Regions from separate parts of the Mus musculus genome. Here region 2 is linked to region 1. Evidence: chromatin loops called from intact Hi-C (ENCODE). Cell type or tissue: heart. All regions are shown on one strand.

The links. Hi-C counts contacts between places; a loop is a spot of excess contacts. Peaks named below come from ENCODE experiments on the same cell type or tissue, not always from the same donor. Only the 100,000 strongest peaks of a DNase experiment are listed, where the experiment ranks them.
Region 2: it touches region 1 in a loop (2.5-fold over the local background); 3 of 42 quality-filtered maps call a loop at or near these places.

Annotation. Positions count from the first base shown.
Region 1 is chr8:85,071,699-85,079,698 of GRCm38, forward strand. It overlaps Dhps (deoxyhypusine synthase), which reads left to right and starts at 59. Exons shown (of 9, transcript NM_001039514.1): 1 at 59-355; 2 at 754-918; 3 at 1,597-1,718; 4 at 1,805-1,901; 5 at 1,983-2,069; 6 at 2,514-2,619; 7 at 2,695-2,798; 8 at 3,036-3,161; 9 at 3,236-3,463. The coding sequence starts at 149. The coding sequence ends at 3,331. Wdr83 (WD repeat domain containing 83) reads right to left here. Exons shown (of 9, transcript NM_026399.2): 5 at 7,883-8,000; 6 at 4,519-4,586; 7 at 4,326-4,434; 8 at 4,125-4,239; 9 at 3,337-3,645. The coding sequence ends at 3,496. In heart, CTCF peaks have their summits at 426 (motif pointing right) and 4,567; DNase peaks (open chromatin) are centred at 23, 403, 1,683, 5,483 and 2 weaker places; H3K4me3 peaks cover 1,608 bases; H3K27ac peaks cover 1,008 bases.
Region 2 is chr8:85,428,034-85,436,033 of GRCm38, forward strand. 4921524J17Rik (RIKEN cDNA 4921524J17 gene) reads right to left here and starts at 4,808. Exons shown (of 4, transcript NM_025722.3): 1 at 4,626-4,808. The coding sequence starts at 4,691. In heart, a CTCF peak has its summit at 4,735; DNase peaks (open chromatin) are centred at 2,958 and 4,848; H3K4me3 peaks cover 4,567 bases; H3K27ac peaks cover 5,328 bases.

The sequences.
Region 1 (8,000 bases):
GTCACGAGACCAAGTGACTTCCGGTTTCGTCGCCCCACGCCCCCAAGGCTCTCGAGTCGCACTTCCTGGGCTCCGGCCGACCTCGCTGAGGGATTTTGCGGGTCTCAGGGCGCCGAGGCTGCTGAGACCTGAGAGCGGCCGCGAGCACATGGAAGGGACCCCGCCAGGGGCGGCGCCCTCCTCGGCGCTGGCCGCCGTGCTCAAGCACAGCTCAGCGTTGCCGCCCGAGAGCGCCCAGGTCCAAGGCTACGACTTCAACCGCGGCGTAGATTACCATGCGCTTCTGGACGCCTACCGCACCACCGGCTTCCAGGCTACCAACTTCGGGCGCGCGGTGCAGCAAGTCAACGCCATGGTGAGGCGCGGGGCCACCCGGGCGGGATGCCGGGCCGCTGCGCGCGGATTTCCGCGTGAGCGTCCGGGAGAGGGCGGAGTCCGGGTAAACTAGAGTTCTGCGATGGGTGGAGCTTGGAGTTAAAAATCCAAAAGGGCTTTGTAGGAGGAGCTTAACGCTAGGGGAGCCCGGGGTTCGATTTTCCCGGTGGAAGGAGACTTGAAGATACTGGGTGGTTCTCAAACCATCAAGTGACAGACCTGGACCTGGAATGGGAGGGTTAGGGTCTGCCCAGGGGTTGTGCTTTGGTTTTGTAGTAGTCTCCCTGAGTGCAATCAACCTCTGGAATCCAGGCCAGGTAGGGTACCTCAACTGAGGTTTGGAGTCTTAGTGCAACTTTCCTGTGCCCTTATGACCAGATTGAGAAAAAACTGGAGCCACTGGCTGTAGATGAAGATCATCACGCAGACCTGACTCAGAGCCGCCGCCCACTTACAGGCTGCACCATTTTCTTGGGCTATACTTCCAACCTCATCAGTTCAGGCATCCGGGAGACCATTCGATACCTCGTGCAGCACAACATGGTGGGTCCACGTTAGCTCTGGAACCCCAGCCTCCTTGGGCCAGTAGGAAAAAAAAAAAAAGGGTTATTTTTCAGTTAAGAGAAATGAAGAGGCTCAGAGATTATTTGCGGTCCTGTGAAAGATTTGGGTTTGCTTTTTAACAACCACATGGTGACTCAGAACCGTCTGTAATGGGATCTTTTGATGCCATTACAGATCTGGTGTGTCTGAAGAGAGGGACAGTGTATTCACATATATTAAATACATCTTTTAGTCTTTTTTGTTTTTGTTTTGTTTGAGACAGGGTTTCTCTGTATAGCCCTGGCTGTCCATCCTGGAACTCACTCTGTAGACCAGGCTGGCCTTGAACTCAGAAATTCTGCCTGCCTCTACCTCCCAAGTGCTGGGATTAAAGGCATGCACCACCACCGCCCAAAATAGATTAAAAAAAAAAAAGGGTGTGAGGAGATGGAGTATTGTTCTTTGACATCCCGGCAGTCCTCATGCCTCAGCCTCCTTTCCGAGTGCTGGGATCGCAAGACCGTGCCACTTTTTCTGGCTGTGGGTCTGCTTCAGGCAGAGGGAGGCCTGGCCTGGAGTTGGTTTTGTTGTAGCGCTCATGCTTAGGTCTGGATGAGCTCACCCAGGTTAGGTTGCTGCTTAGAAGGGGGGGTCAGTGTTGCCTGCGACCGACCACAGGTGGATGTATTGGTGACCACTGCTGGAGGTGTGGAAGAAGATCTCATCAAATGCCTGGCGCCCACATACCTTGGCGAGTTCAGCCTCAGGGGGAAGGAGCTCCGGGAGAGTGGGATCAACAGGTGAGGGAGGCTTTGAGTAGTGGTCGGGGCGGGGAAGCTGGGCAGAGGATCCCCGTGACCCATGCCCGCATGGCTCCCATTTCCAGGATTGGAAACCTGCTGGTGCCGAATGACAATTACTGCAAGTTTGAGGACTGGCTCATGCCCATTCTGGACCAGATGGTGCTGGAGCAGAACACAGAGGTGGGGCTGGAAGGGCTCGGGGACCTGCATAGTAAGAGTCAGAAGACATATGAGCTAATACGATATTCTCTCCCATGATAGGGTGTGAAGTGGACACCTTCCAAGATGATCTCCCGGCTTGGGAAGGAGATCAACAACCCAGACTCTGTGTATTATTGGGCCCATAAGGTGGGTTGGGTGGGGACGGTATTCCCAGGCTTTGGCTTGTACTGACTTTGTCTTTGTAGCTACCTGAGCGTCTCTATAATTATTCTTGGTCTCCCCAAATTAGACGAGGTGTATCACTTGATGGCAAGGTTCTCCTAGTTATGCCCCTACACTCCCGGGATTTAGTGTAGTACCCTAGAAGTCAGTGGGGCCTGACCCAGGGTACTGTGCACCCAGGGACAGTGCAGCACAAGAGTCTGGAAGTGACAAGCCAGTGCTCAGTGTGCCAGCACCTTCAAGCCATGTGTGGTTTTCCTCACTCTGCCTCCACATGTAGAACAGAGGGGTCATGTCCAGCAGAGAAATTGAGTGGCCTACACAGGTTGGGAGGGACGCCACTGGGTTGGGGGTCAGGGTTTTCCTGGGGTGTGAGCTGTAGCTGCTGACTGGTCTTGTCTCCACCAGAACCACATCCCTGTGCTGAGTCCAGCACTCACAGATGGCTCACTGGGTGACATGATCTTCTTCCATTCCTATAAAAACCCAGGCTTGGTCCTGGACATTGTTGAAGGTGAGGTGCTAAGGCCCGGGGAGGAGGGGGAGGAAAGCCCGCCGAGGTCAAGGCCTGACCTCTGCCCTCTCACAGACCTGCGACTCATCAACACGCAGGCCATTTTCGCCAAGCGCTCTGGGATGATCATCCTGGGTGGAGGTGTGGTCAAGCACCACATTGCCAACGCTAACCTCATGGTGAGTGCAGTGGCCTGTGACCGTCCCCACTGTGTTATATGGTGGCTGTGGGGTGAAGGGGAATGGATCGGAGGCATGGAATAGTGCTGTAGTGGGAGCAGAGGTAGGTGTGGTCTCCTGCGGATGGTTTGTGGCAGCCTCAGGCACTGATGGGCCCTTCCTAAAAGCTCTCTAGGCCTTCCTCTGCATCATACCCAGCCTTCTACGGCTTCTGACGAGGGCTTCCTCTACCCACAGAGGAATGGAGCAGACTACGCTGTTTATATCAACACAGCCCAGGAGTTTGATGGCTCAGACTCCGGAGCCCGGCCAGATGAGGCTGTCTCTTGGGGCAAGATCCGGATGGACGCACAGCCAGTAAAGGTAGATGGTGGCAGGGCAGGGTGCAGGGTCCGTGGGCTGCCCATGGCTCCAGGGCTCACTGAGGTCTTCTGCAGGTCTATGCTGATGCTTCTCTGGTTTTCCCCTTGCTGGTGGCTGAGACATTCGCCCAAAAGGCAGATGCCTTCAGAGCTGAGAAGAATGAAGACTAAGAAGATTGGTAAAGACTGAGGCTTTTTGCCACACCTTTATTTATTACTTTACATGCCAGCCCCTCCCTAGGCCCACTCCTTGGTCAGCAGCATCTCTAGAATAAATGGCCCTTTGGTTGGGTTTTCTGAGTCAGTCTGCATCCTTGGTGTCAGGTCCGTAAGCCTCAGCCTGCTCCACCCTCTGCCTCATAGGTCTCTTCTCGCCAGTACTGGATGCTGCCTCCCATGGCAGTCAGTAGGCAGGGTTCCGTGGGATGGTAAGCCAGTGACTGTACCACATTAGAACCCACAGGCAGGGCCAGTGCCAAGGCACCCTAAGGAATGAGTGGTGGGGAACTATTACTATCAGTCGGTCTCCTTGAGATCTTGCCTGAAGTCCTCAGTCAGCTTGTCCCTGACTTTCTGTTGGTACTGAGAATGCTAGGCAAACCCTGCCACTGAGCCACACCCTTGGCCTAGAGACTGCTAGCCTTGGGTATAGAAAGCACCTAGCTCAGCCTTCCTTGTGACCCACCTGGAACCAGCTACAGCCACCACCTTCTCCAAGTCCTTTAGCATATGCTATTCCCCTTGCTTCAAATATCTTTCCTGCTTTCCCCTCATCCATCCTTCATATTTCAGCTTAAGAAACGGAGGCAGGATGAATTCAAGCCCAGCCTGGGCTACAAAGTGAGACACACCCCTCTACCCTCTGCCAGAGGTTCCTGCACAAATACCTGTCATTATTGCTCTTTTCAAGCTTGGGAAACACCCAGCTGATGCCCTTGGCAAGGAGCACAAGGGGAAGGCTCACCTCTACCAGGTCCCAGAAGAACACTTTCCCGTCTTCAGAGCAGCTGACCACATGTGTGTCGCGCTCACTCAGGCAGCAGTCCAGCTTGTACTGCTGGTTCTTATGGCCAACATACCTAGGAGTGGGGGTGGGGAGGATCAGAGGGGCTTGTTGCACCCCAGAAGTGGGGAGAGGGGGAAGGGCCAACCACTGGAGACTCACTCGCCCAGCAGCTCCCCTGTGTCTTTATCTAGAAGCCGCAGAGTAGAGTCCAGGCTGGATATCAGAGTGCACTGCCCGTCCCGGCTGAAGCAGGTGCAGGTGATAGGGCCTTAGAGAGCGAGGCAGGCAGGTAAACCTGGGTACTCTTGTCTGTCCCACCACTTGCCCTGACTGTCCCACTGTCCACACTCACTGCCCACGTAGTCTGAGGAGACCTGTCCCATCCTTAGGTCATAGCGCCTCACGCGGCCATCCACAGAGCTGCAAGAAAGAGTAGATCCAGCCTAAAGCACTGACCTTTTTTTGCTCCAGGGCAGCCTGTGTGCCTTGGAATCCCTGGCCTTCTAGGAAAATGTGAGCAAGGCAATGATGCTCTTCTGCTGTGTGACTCAGTCTCGGGACAGTTTGGTCCCACTCAGAGCTATGCTCTCTCTTCCAACCTCTCAGAGCTTTCTAGATCCTGTACCTCCTGACTGGTACAGCAGTCAACTCTACCTGTACCTGGGTTCTACATCTGCACATCTGACCAACTACACATTTTATAAAGATTTTATTATCTGTTTTTTTCCTCTGTATAGCCCTAGCTGATATGGAAATCACGCAGTAGATCAGGCTGGCCTCTTAGCATGCACAGGCCCTGAGTTCCATACTCAGCATCTCAAGCAAGCAAACAAACCAAAACCATGTAGCAGAATGGGCAGCCTAACATTTGCTGTCTCTGGTAGATCCTGAAGTCAGCCTACTACAGATACCAAGGCAACTGTATTCTCCGAGTGCGACTCCTTCCCCACCCACAGCACTACCACCATCTTATTTTGTGTGTATGAAGGCTTTGCCTGGAATGCCCAATCCTTAATGCCCCTAAGCAGCTTTCTCCTTTTTTGAGGCAGGATCTCAAGAGTCCTGACTGGTCGAATACTCACTCTGACTGAGTTTGTCCTTGAGCCTCTCATGCTAAGGATTATAGGTGTGTCTGTCCTACCACACCTGCCTCACCAGGAACTTTGAAAGCACAACCTCAGCAATGCCAGTCTTCCCCTCAAAGAAATATGGCCTTTCACCACTCTCAGAAAAATAGATGTCCAAATGTCTCTTGCAGGCCTCTAGACTCTGTTGTGCCTGAGTTCCTTCAGTAGCTCTCATCGGCAGCTGCAGCAGCTAGCCACTAGGTGGCGCTAGTCCACCTAAGCTTGCTCTCACCAGGCCTTCACTGCCACCAGTCCTCCCTCCCATTTCTGCTGTCTCACAGCTCAACTTTTGTCCCTAATGTGACTAGATTCATTGTACTTAATTTCTTTTTCTTTCTTCCTTCTTGTCTTTTGTTTTTGTTTTTGAGACAGGGTTTCTCTGTGTGGCCTTGGTTGTTTTTAATTTCACTGTCAAGACCTCTGCCTGCTTCTGCTTCTGCTTCCTGAGCGCTAGGATTAAAGGCACATGCCACTACTGCCTAACTGTAGATAGGCTGGCCTTTAACTCTTGGACACCCCCCCCCCCAGCCCCCCGGGTCTTCTCATTGCTGGGAAGCTGCCATAGCTGGCACTCAGTGATTTTTGTGTGTGTTTGTGTGTTTTGAGACACGGTATCTATTTAGTTCTAGCTGGAACTTGTTATATAGACCAGAATGGCCTGGAACTCACAAAGATCCACTTGCCTTTGCCTCCCAAGAACTGGGATTAAAGGCGCAAGCCACCATGCCTGCCTGGCTCATGGTTGCATTTATTTATGTAAATTTTATTATTTTTTGGGTTTTTATCTCGTACATGAATATTTTATCTGCATGTATGTGTATGTATATGAATCATGTGTGTGTCTGGTTCCCTGAGGAGGCCAAAGAAGGGTGTTAGATTCTCTAGACCTGGAGTTACAGATGGTTGTGAGTCACCATGTGGGTGCTGAGAATCAAACCTGGGTTTTCTACAAGAGCAACAAGTACTCTAAGCCATAGACAGTCTTTCCAGCCCTCATGGTTGCAGTTACTGACTGTCCTACTAGGCAGGACAGACTAGAAACTGCAGCTCTTTCAGTGGAAGAGGTTACACAATTTCTACCATTAAGTAACCTATGCTGGCTGCTGGTGAGATGGCTCAGTGGGTAAGAGCACCCGACTGCTCTTCCAAAGGTCCGGAGTTCAAATCCCAGCAACCATATGGTGGCTCACAACCATCCGTAACAAGATCTGACTCCCTCTTCTGGAGTGTCTGAAGACAGCTACAGTGTACTTACATATAATAAATAAATAAATCTTAAAAAAAAAAAAAAAGTAACCTATGCTGAACCAGGAAGATCTAGAAACGTCCAAGTAGGTAATATCAGAAGTTGGCCTTGAAGATGAGGGTAGCTACAGGTGCAGCCAAGGAGAGAAATACAAAGGCCATTGTTTTTGCTTAAGTTCTTGGCCTGGGCTACAGTGTGGAGTCAGCCACAACAGAGTTCTATATCACCAAGGTGAAACTAAGTGATGTCTGTAGGCCTGGGAGGAAGAAAGCAAGACTGGTGATCCAAGTTTGATCTCTGGAAACCACACAACAGCTGGATGAGGTAGCAAGATCTAATGTCTTGGCACTCTCTCTGGGGAAATGGGAGGTGGAGCTAGAAGAGTCTCTTGGAAAGGCAAGGGCCAGTCAGCCTGCAGTACATAGCATGGCAGAAACAGGGAGAGAGATCCTGTCTTGCCTCAGCATAGTAAAGGAGAGAACTGACTGTCCTCTGACCTTGACACATATGCCTGCACACACACAATACTAAAAATAAATAACTCCAGCCCCAGAGAGGCCTCTGACCTCTGCTGACACCTTCCCTCCATACATATTCTCCTATACAGATGCATCTACACTGTTTTTAAAACTTTTTATGTGTATTCGTGTTTTTGCTTGCATGTATGTTTGTGTGCCATGTGCATGCCTTATGCCTGCACAGGCCAGAAGAAGGTATCAGGTCCCCTGGAACTGACGTCTCAGGCAACTAATTGTAAGTCATCACGTGGGTGCTGAGAATTGAAGCTAGATTTCTTTGGAAGAGCAGCCAGTGCTTTTTAACCACTAAGCTATCTCTCCAGCCCCCATGTCTTTGACCTTTTGGGACACTTATTTTGATTTATAGGATGAAGTGTTGCCTCGTTATCTGAGTTGGGCCAGGCTTTGAGGTGTATACCTACAATTGCAGCTTTTGGAAAGCCAGCCTGGACTGTATAGTGAGTTCCAGGACAGAATGTGTCTCTGTCAGAAAAACAAAAAGACATCTAGGCTGGAATTCAGTATTTGTGTGTGTGTGTGTGTGTGTGTGTGTGTGTGTGTGTGTGTGTGTGTGTGTGTGTGTGTTAGTTGTTGTTTTGAGACAGGGTTTCCCTACATAGCCCTGACTACTTGGAGATCCAAGGCCTCTGCCACCATGCCCTTCACGGCTCATTCTGATACTCAGCACTTGGGAGGTAGAGGCAAGAGGATTAGGAATTAAAGACCGCCTTGGATTACAAAAGACCCTGACTCAAAAGACCAAACCATGGCCACTATGACCTCCAGTGGCACCAGGGCAAGGAGTGTGGCCCTGGACTCACTCACCCTGCCAAGATCTCATGGTCTGACACCTTTACACTGGATATGCCGTCTCTAGCTTCATCTAGTGTTTGCACCGGCTCAGGCTTCCGAGAACGACAATCCCAACATCGGACACTGGAAT
Region 2 (8,000 bases), 360 kb after region 1:
GGGAGACCATGACTTCAAGGCCTGCCTGCCTGGCCTAAATCAGTTCAAGGTCAGACACTAACAAAATTAAAAAGTTAGGCATGTAATAACTCAGCAGTAAGATACTTGCCTGGTATATACACAATCCTGACTGAGTTCAACATTTAACACTACCAAATGAAAAATAAGTATAAATATCATATAAGCCTCTTTCCATAATTAGCAGGTAAAATTGGCTTTGAGACCCAGGTGCACACTTTCTAACTCAACTGATAAGATGATTTCCTTTAATGAGTCCCACTCAAGACACGATCCCATGTCTAAGCTAATCATTCTAAAGTCCTGGTTAAAAATGGAATGAACCTCTCAACTTCTGTCCCAGAAATTTAAAACAAAAACACTGCAACCAGATCCTATAAAAAGAAACTTCAGGCAGGCTCAACAACCTGAATAATGTTAGTCTCATTGAATTACAGCTCTAGGGGGTTTGTAAAACTGCAATAGACACCCATTAAATTTCATTTAACATTAAGATAATAATTTAATTCTAGCGTTAAACCTTTAAGTTTTTAATGGAAAAAATTCCAAAGTATTGTTTACTAGGATTTATTATTTATCAATTCACTCTTTGAAAAATATTATTTAGGTTGTACATTTTAAAGGAAAAAAGGGTCCTCTGTACATTTGCCCAATGTCATATTAGTGGTGACTACTACACCATGTCTAGCACAAAACAGACATTCAATAAATCCTTGTGGGTGAGGAGAAAATCCTATTAGTTATAAAAGTGGTAACACTGCTATAATCTACAAACAAGAATTTGGACTTGAAACCAAATAAAATTTAAAAGTAAAAAAAAATTTAATGATACCCCAAAAAAGAAAACAAAAACAAAAAACAAAAAGAAAAAGGGATTGGGAAAAACCAGTAAAGAAAACTCATTTATAGAAATCTCATTATTTTTGCTTTCTGAGGTTTTAGTCACCCAAGGTCAGTGAGAAGGATATTTAGAAAGAGATTAAGGTTGTCAATGCAAAAACACAGCACTTACATCAAAAGGAGTAAGAGAGCTAATTCTGGATCTAAATATGAGTAACCAAGGCCTAGGAACAGATCTAGGTTACCCCAAATTCTATGTTGCAACATGAAAGCAATCCCATGAAGTTTTTATATAACAGAACAAAGAGTCATAGATCAAAGCTCTTTCCAAGTACATTGGTGGGAACAGTAAGTTGGACGCTACAGCAAAGCACAAAAACCTTTGCTATAGGCCTCAGATGCTGTCTGATAAATCTGTTAGCCTTTTGATTGGTGGAAAACCAGGGTTCTAAGTTAGTTCATCTCAAAAGTGTTTTATCTCTTCAGATTTAGGTGTGACACAGAGAGAGGCAGGGACTGGCTGTCTGTGGATAAAGATAGCTCGAGCGTAACTGGGCCTGTAACATTCCATCCATACCACATCCCTCAAGGTTCAGTCAATCAGCCTTTGTGCACAGAGTCTTTTCAGGAAATGCTCATTCACAAGACCTCGTTCTGATTGCTTATGCCTAATTTACAAATTTCATTATAAGTGCATACATATACAAAAACACAGTACAGATAGGTTTACCATTGTCTGAAATTTCAGGCATCTACTACAGGTCTTACAATGTATCTGCCTAAAATAACACTCTAATGGTAAACAGATCACATACCCACAGCACACATGCTTACTGGATGTGACATACATGGAAAAACAGTGCATTGCTTTTAAAATGAAAGGAAAACCAAAAATGCACACGAAAATATCAGAAAACTGACAAATATAACATACCCAAAATAGTTGAGTAATTTTCCAGCCAGTGAACAAGACCTCCATGAAAATAAATAGCATGAATGTTTAGAAGTTATAAAACTATGTGTGGCTTTTTAAGGGCCCACATAAGAGATGTTGAAAGCTGCTAGAAATCTGGCTGCTTGCTTCCTTGTGCTAGCTTTTTAAACTCAGGGGATGTGCCTGTCTTGTCATCAAATGGAGAAATCTCACTTTAAAGCTTTGACACTGATGTTTCTAAACTATAATCTAATTCAATATTCATGAAATTTAGAATCTTGGCAATATTCTAGTGTTTTGTTTAAAATGTTACTTGCAATTATAATTCTTTTCTAGTTTAAAACTAAAAGTGTCTACTTTTTAATTAGAAAGCTAAAATTAATCTATTACTTCCTTCAATTCAAGTACTATTTATATATTAATATATACTTACATCAATATATACTAATATTAATATATTAATAACACACACTATAATTAATATGTATATATCAACAAAGGGCTCAAGGCCTTGGTTTTTGAACACTACCATTGGGGAATCACCAAAAATTAATTTGTCATCATGTATATTCTCTTCAGTATTAAGAATAAAAGATGCCATCAGGGCGTGGTGGCGCACGCCTTTAATCCCAGCACTTGGTAGGCAGAGGCAGTCGGATTTCTGAGTTCAAGGCCAGCCTGGTCTACAAAGTGAGTTCCAGGACAGCCAAGGCTACAGAGAGAAACCCTGTCTCAAAAAAAAAAAAAAAAATCAACAAAACAAAACAAAATAAAAAAAGAATAAAAGACCAAATAAAAAACCAATTTCCTAGCTTCTAAAAGATTAAATGTGTTCACTTTCCAAAATTTGCATAATGACTCCCTAAACCCCACTGTGATGGTATTTCCAAGTAAGGCTGTCCCAAAGATAATTGAGTTTAAGTGAAGTGGGAAGCTCCTAACGGGATTAGTGACCTTAAATGAGACTAGAGCAGTCACTGCCACAGGAGAACACCAAGGAGGCAGCGGGTATCTACAAGCCAGAATTCTCACTAGAACCCAGCCTGGCCTTGAACTTCCATCAGAACTGTGGCCAAGCAGATTAATGTTCATTACTCATATCCAGTCCGGGGTATTTTATTATTGCATCTAAAACCAAGCCAGAGCTGACTTTGGAGGAAGGAATGCAATGTGGAGCCTGGGAAACGGCTAGGCAGGAAATCTCAGTCCCAACCCAGGGGGCCTTACAGGATGCAAGCAGAGAGCAGACTGCCCCAGGCTCTTCTCTGCCTCCCAGGCTCCCAGGCACAAACCAAAAAGAAAAAAAAAAAGGGGGGGGGATATTATATTGTATAGCAAAGTAAATGTCATCTCTCCAAATAAAACTCTGGTTTGTTTTACAGCCTCAAGTCTAAAAGCTAACGTCTTCTGCTCTTCCTTTAACCAGGGTTTTTTTGTTTGTTTGTTTGTTTGTCTTTTGCCTTTTTCAATTTTCAGGGGTTTTTTGTTTTTCTTTTTAACTCATCAATGTGTGTGATTGTGTAGGTGTGAGCATCGCAGCACGGGTGTGGAGGTCAGAGGTTAACCGTACAGCCGTTCTCTCCTTCCACCTTTACAGGGATCTACCTCAGGTAGTCAGGCTTGAGCAGAAAGCACCTTTACCACCTAAAGCCATCTCACTGGCCAATAACCAGGAAATTAAAAACAGATATTTTCCCCAAAAGATTATTTTATGCCAAGTAAAACAAGGGACTTGTGCCCTACAGAAACAGAATGCATAATTCATACTGTAAAAGCCTTAACTGAAAATTATTTAAACATCAAAGTAATCTGCCAACAGACTGATCACAAAGTGCAAGTTTGCTACAATTTAGTTGGGTGGAAAGAATGAACGTAACTCTACATTTTGGAAAACATGACTGTTTTGATATTGCAGACTGGTATGCTCTATCGACTAAACTTGCACAACTTTCCATCATCAGCATTTTTAAACATTGCCTATAAATCATACTGAATAAAACATGTAACTTTTTTGTTTAAAGATTTTAATAAACCTACAAGGACACGCCCTAAATAATATACTTAAATCAGATTTTAAGTCTCCACCCATTTCCAATTACTCCAGAGAGAAGGAGGGGGGAGGGGAAGAGAGAGAGGTAGTCATTTTAGGAAGATTCAGGAAAAAGAAGTACAGCCAGATCTGCATGCCGGCATGAAGGCCTAAGGATGATTTTAATGGAATGAGTTTTTGTTCATCACACTATAATTAGGCGTACTTAAATGTAGGAAAAGAAAAATGATTTTTTTAAAAATTACGACTATTACTCCATGAGTTCAGTCTAAATATGAATGATTTCAAATTCACGAATCCGCATATTTAAAAAAAAAATCTGTAAGCAGACATGTCAAATTTACAACAGTAAATAGCACGAATGGGACGGGGCACACGCAGAGAGGAAGAGCCTCAACGCCGACTTTATTCGAACCGTGTTCCGTTAACAACGTAGTGGAAGGACTAGAAACCACACATCAAACTGGTTGGTTTTTTTGCGGCGTTCCGGAAGTCCACAAATTTGCAAAAAAGTTAGCACCATTACTGTCCTTTTGTCTGCTTTATGCTGCCACCCAGGTGGCGGGGAGCGACAGCTGAGAAGCAGCACCGCACTCTCCCCAACCGCGAACAAAGCCATGCGGGGCGGCAGGGGTCCGCGGGCCGGCCCGGGACCAGAAGGGGCAGCGCCGGGTCCCCGCTCCCAGGCCCCCGCCGCCCGCGGGCCGCCGCGCACCGCCAACCGCCGCCGAGCAACGGCCACCCGCCCTGCCCGCCCCGCCCGCTCGCGCCGGCCCAGCCCACCTGTTGGTCGCACTCGGGGCACGATTTGGTGGCCATCTTCACTTTCTTGGCTCGAGTTGCAGACATGCTCCCCTCCTGAGCAGCGGTGGAAGCAGCGCCGTGCCTCCGCTGCTCCACACAGCGCGTCCTCACTCCAGCCGCGACCCAGCCGTGGAGGCGCGCGTGCGCGTGCGCGGGGCTGCGTGCGGGTTGGAGGAGGGGGGCGCCGCGGCCCTTCCAGGGAAGTCCCATCGCCACGCCCTCTAAGGCGGTGGACCGCTCGGGGGCGTGGCTCCGACGAGACTCCACCAACCAACGCACAGGTGGGCCGAGCCCTGGTGCTGGGCACGCCCCCTCGTCGGCCCCAGAACCAGAGCCTGAAATGGTTACTGGCAACGGAAAACCTCTCTGCAAATGTCAGCAATGCTAATCCGAGAGAAATTATAATAGACACTCGATGAAACCCCTAGGCTTCCAGCGTCAGGGGTATAAACTTCACTATTCATTAAATAATTGCCTACGATCCACTATTAAGCACACCGAATAAGAAATGTCTGCCTTCAAGGAACAGTCTACAAGGCTTTGTTTTTGGAGGGGGTGGAGAGGTTGGTCTGGTTTCATCTTGTGTATCACTGATACTGAGTAGTTTAAAATTAAAAGCAAATTATTTGAAAAGTGAAACAAAATGCTGTGCACTCCTATCATCCCAGCTTTCACTGCTCTTGTTCAGATCTACAGTGAGAGAGCAGAGAGATATTTTTAAACTGTAGTTTGATGAAGAAAGGAGCATGAGCTGGGTATAAAGTTGCAGAAAAGGGAGGGGTAACACACAGAGCATCTGCCATTGTTAAAGAGACTCCTCATACTCTGTACTATAGGAAAGGTATCTCAGGACAAAGACACTACCTGTCCAAAAAAAAAAAATCTAAACGTGTGAAAATGTAAAGTCAGTTAAAAGAAGTGTGTGTGTGAATAGAGTCCTTAACACAAGGGTTCCCCAATCCCAAATAACCCCCTAAGGAAGTCTCCAGGATCAGCCTTGAAGGGACACAAAACTTCTGCCACTTTGGATCAAAGGGAGCAGATGACATCTGGAGCTGACAGCATTATCTTGGGCTACTGGTCTTGCAAGTAAGAGAAATGTAATGTTCACTGCCTGGACACACACACGACCTTTACTCTCTCAAGAGGGCACACTAAGCCCGGTGTGGTGTCTGCACGCTTTTAATCCCAGCACTCAGGAGGCAGAGGCAGTCGGATTTCTGAGTTCGAGGCCAGCATGGTCTACAAAGTGAGTTCCAGGACAGCCAGAGCTATACAGAGAAACCCTATCTAAAAAAAAAGAAAAAAAGAAAGAAAAGAGGGCACACTAGGGAGATGGATCACAGGAAGAAAGAAAGTGGGCTTAGAGTTAGTGATTTTTCTGTATCAGCTGGGGTCAGAACTCACAGTCCTGTTTGATTGCCAAGTTGGAAAAGAATTGACACACGAATGTGGGTGGAGGGCAGGGAATTACTGTTCCATGCCACTAAATTCCTGGAACAAGACAGAGGCCTTTTGTGTAAACAAAGTCTCTCAAAGTCTCTCTCTCTCTCTCTCTCTCTCTGCATATGTGTGTAACATTTGTGCAAAAGTTTTATGTATTCTGGCAGATTAAAAAAATGAATTTCTTGTCAAGATTCATGGCATTCCATTAAAATTTGATTATTTAAAAAGAGAGAGGTGTAAGTATGAGGGGCCACCAAGCCTTGTACTACAAGCTGCAGAGACCAGGCATGCATGGCAGGATCAGATTTCCTGCAAGGCGGCACCAAAAGACTATTTTCAAAAGCTGTCAAGGTGAATCCTTAGTTTCAACAGAGACCCCAAAATATTAGAGATGCCACAAGCATGGTACATGCATGAGGAAAAGCTCTGGGCTTGGAGAACTGGACCAGAAGCAGCATCACATGAGCTGTAGTTGGGATAGGGGAAGACTGGGCCTGTCCAAGGATCTCAGATGAGTCCATCCCAAACCAAGAGGCTGAAGGTGAAGCTGAAGGGCATAGTGATTGATCTGAAGGTTTTAGTCTTCACTTGATCGTATCTTTCTTTACTGTGCTTCATTCATGAGAATATTTACTCTCTATTGCGGGGCTCTGGGTGTAGGGGAAGAGGGGAGTAGGAGAGAGTGCCCGCGACCCGCCAGAGTTCCTGTGCTCTGGGCGGCAGATGCGGGAGGACTGCAGAACGCTTTCCACGCAGCTCTGAGTGGGCATCTGGCTGTGTGAAGCCACTGATCCCACACAGCGGAGGGATGGGCAAGGGGCAGCCCCCGTACCAGGTTCTCAGTCTCCATCATCCCACGCTGGATACAGCAGAGGAGCTGAGAAAACACACTCTCGCCCCAGAGATACCAGAAGAGGGCAGAGGGAGAGAGGTTCCCATGCAGGCGAGAGTCTTTAGTCCAGTTCATGGGTGGAACACAGGAAGGCCTTCTGACAGGAGGTTAGAAGTGGCTCCTTAGAAGAAAGTCCATCCCATCGTCCAAGCACAGCGGGCCTTGATGAACAGTCTATGGTTTTAGAGCTTTATTGTAGAACGGCAAGGGGAAAAAGAGAAGGTAAAAGAGAGAGTGAGAGACCAGTCAGAGCCAAGAGGAGAGAAGGGGGAAAGAGAGAGAGAAGAAGAGAAAGAATAAGATAGGTGAAAGCTTAAGAGAGTAAGAGCTTAGAGAGAGTGTGTGAGGAAAGTAAAAGCTTAAGAGAGCAAGGAGGGAGCCGGGCAGCGGTGGCGCACGCCTTTAAATCCCAGCACTTGGGAGGCAGAGGCAGGCGGATTTCTGAGTTTGAGGCCAGCCTGGACTACAAAGTGAGTTCCAGGACAGCCAAGGCTATACAGAGAAACCCTGTCTCGGGGGAAAGAAAGAGAGAGAGAGAGAGAGAGGAGAGAGAGAGGGGAGAGAGGGGAGAGAGGGGAGAGAGGGGAGAGAGGGGAGAGAGGGGAGAGAGGAGAGAGAGGAGAGAGAGGAGAGAGAGGAGAGAGAGAGAGGAGAGAGAGGAGAGGAGAGAGAGGAGAGAGAGGAGAGAGAGGAGAGGAGAGAGAGGAGAGAGAGGAGAGAGAGGAGAGAGAGGAGAGAGAGGAGAGAGAGGAGAGAGAGGAGAGAGAGGAGAGGAGAGAGAGGAGAGAGAGGAGAGAGAGAGAGAGCAAACAGCCCTCTTATAATGGGATTGTTATCTTGCTGTTGCTAAGTAACTGTGGGGCGGAGTCTAGCCTGAAGGTCAGAAGCTTGGGGCATAGTCTACTTGACAGTTAGCCACGAGCCTCTCCTGTGGAGGCTGGGGGGGGGGGGGTAACTTCTAAAGGAGCCAGGGGTCCAGGAGACATGAGGGAACGCCTTCCGTCCCTTGTAGGTGG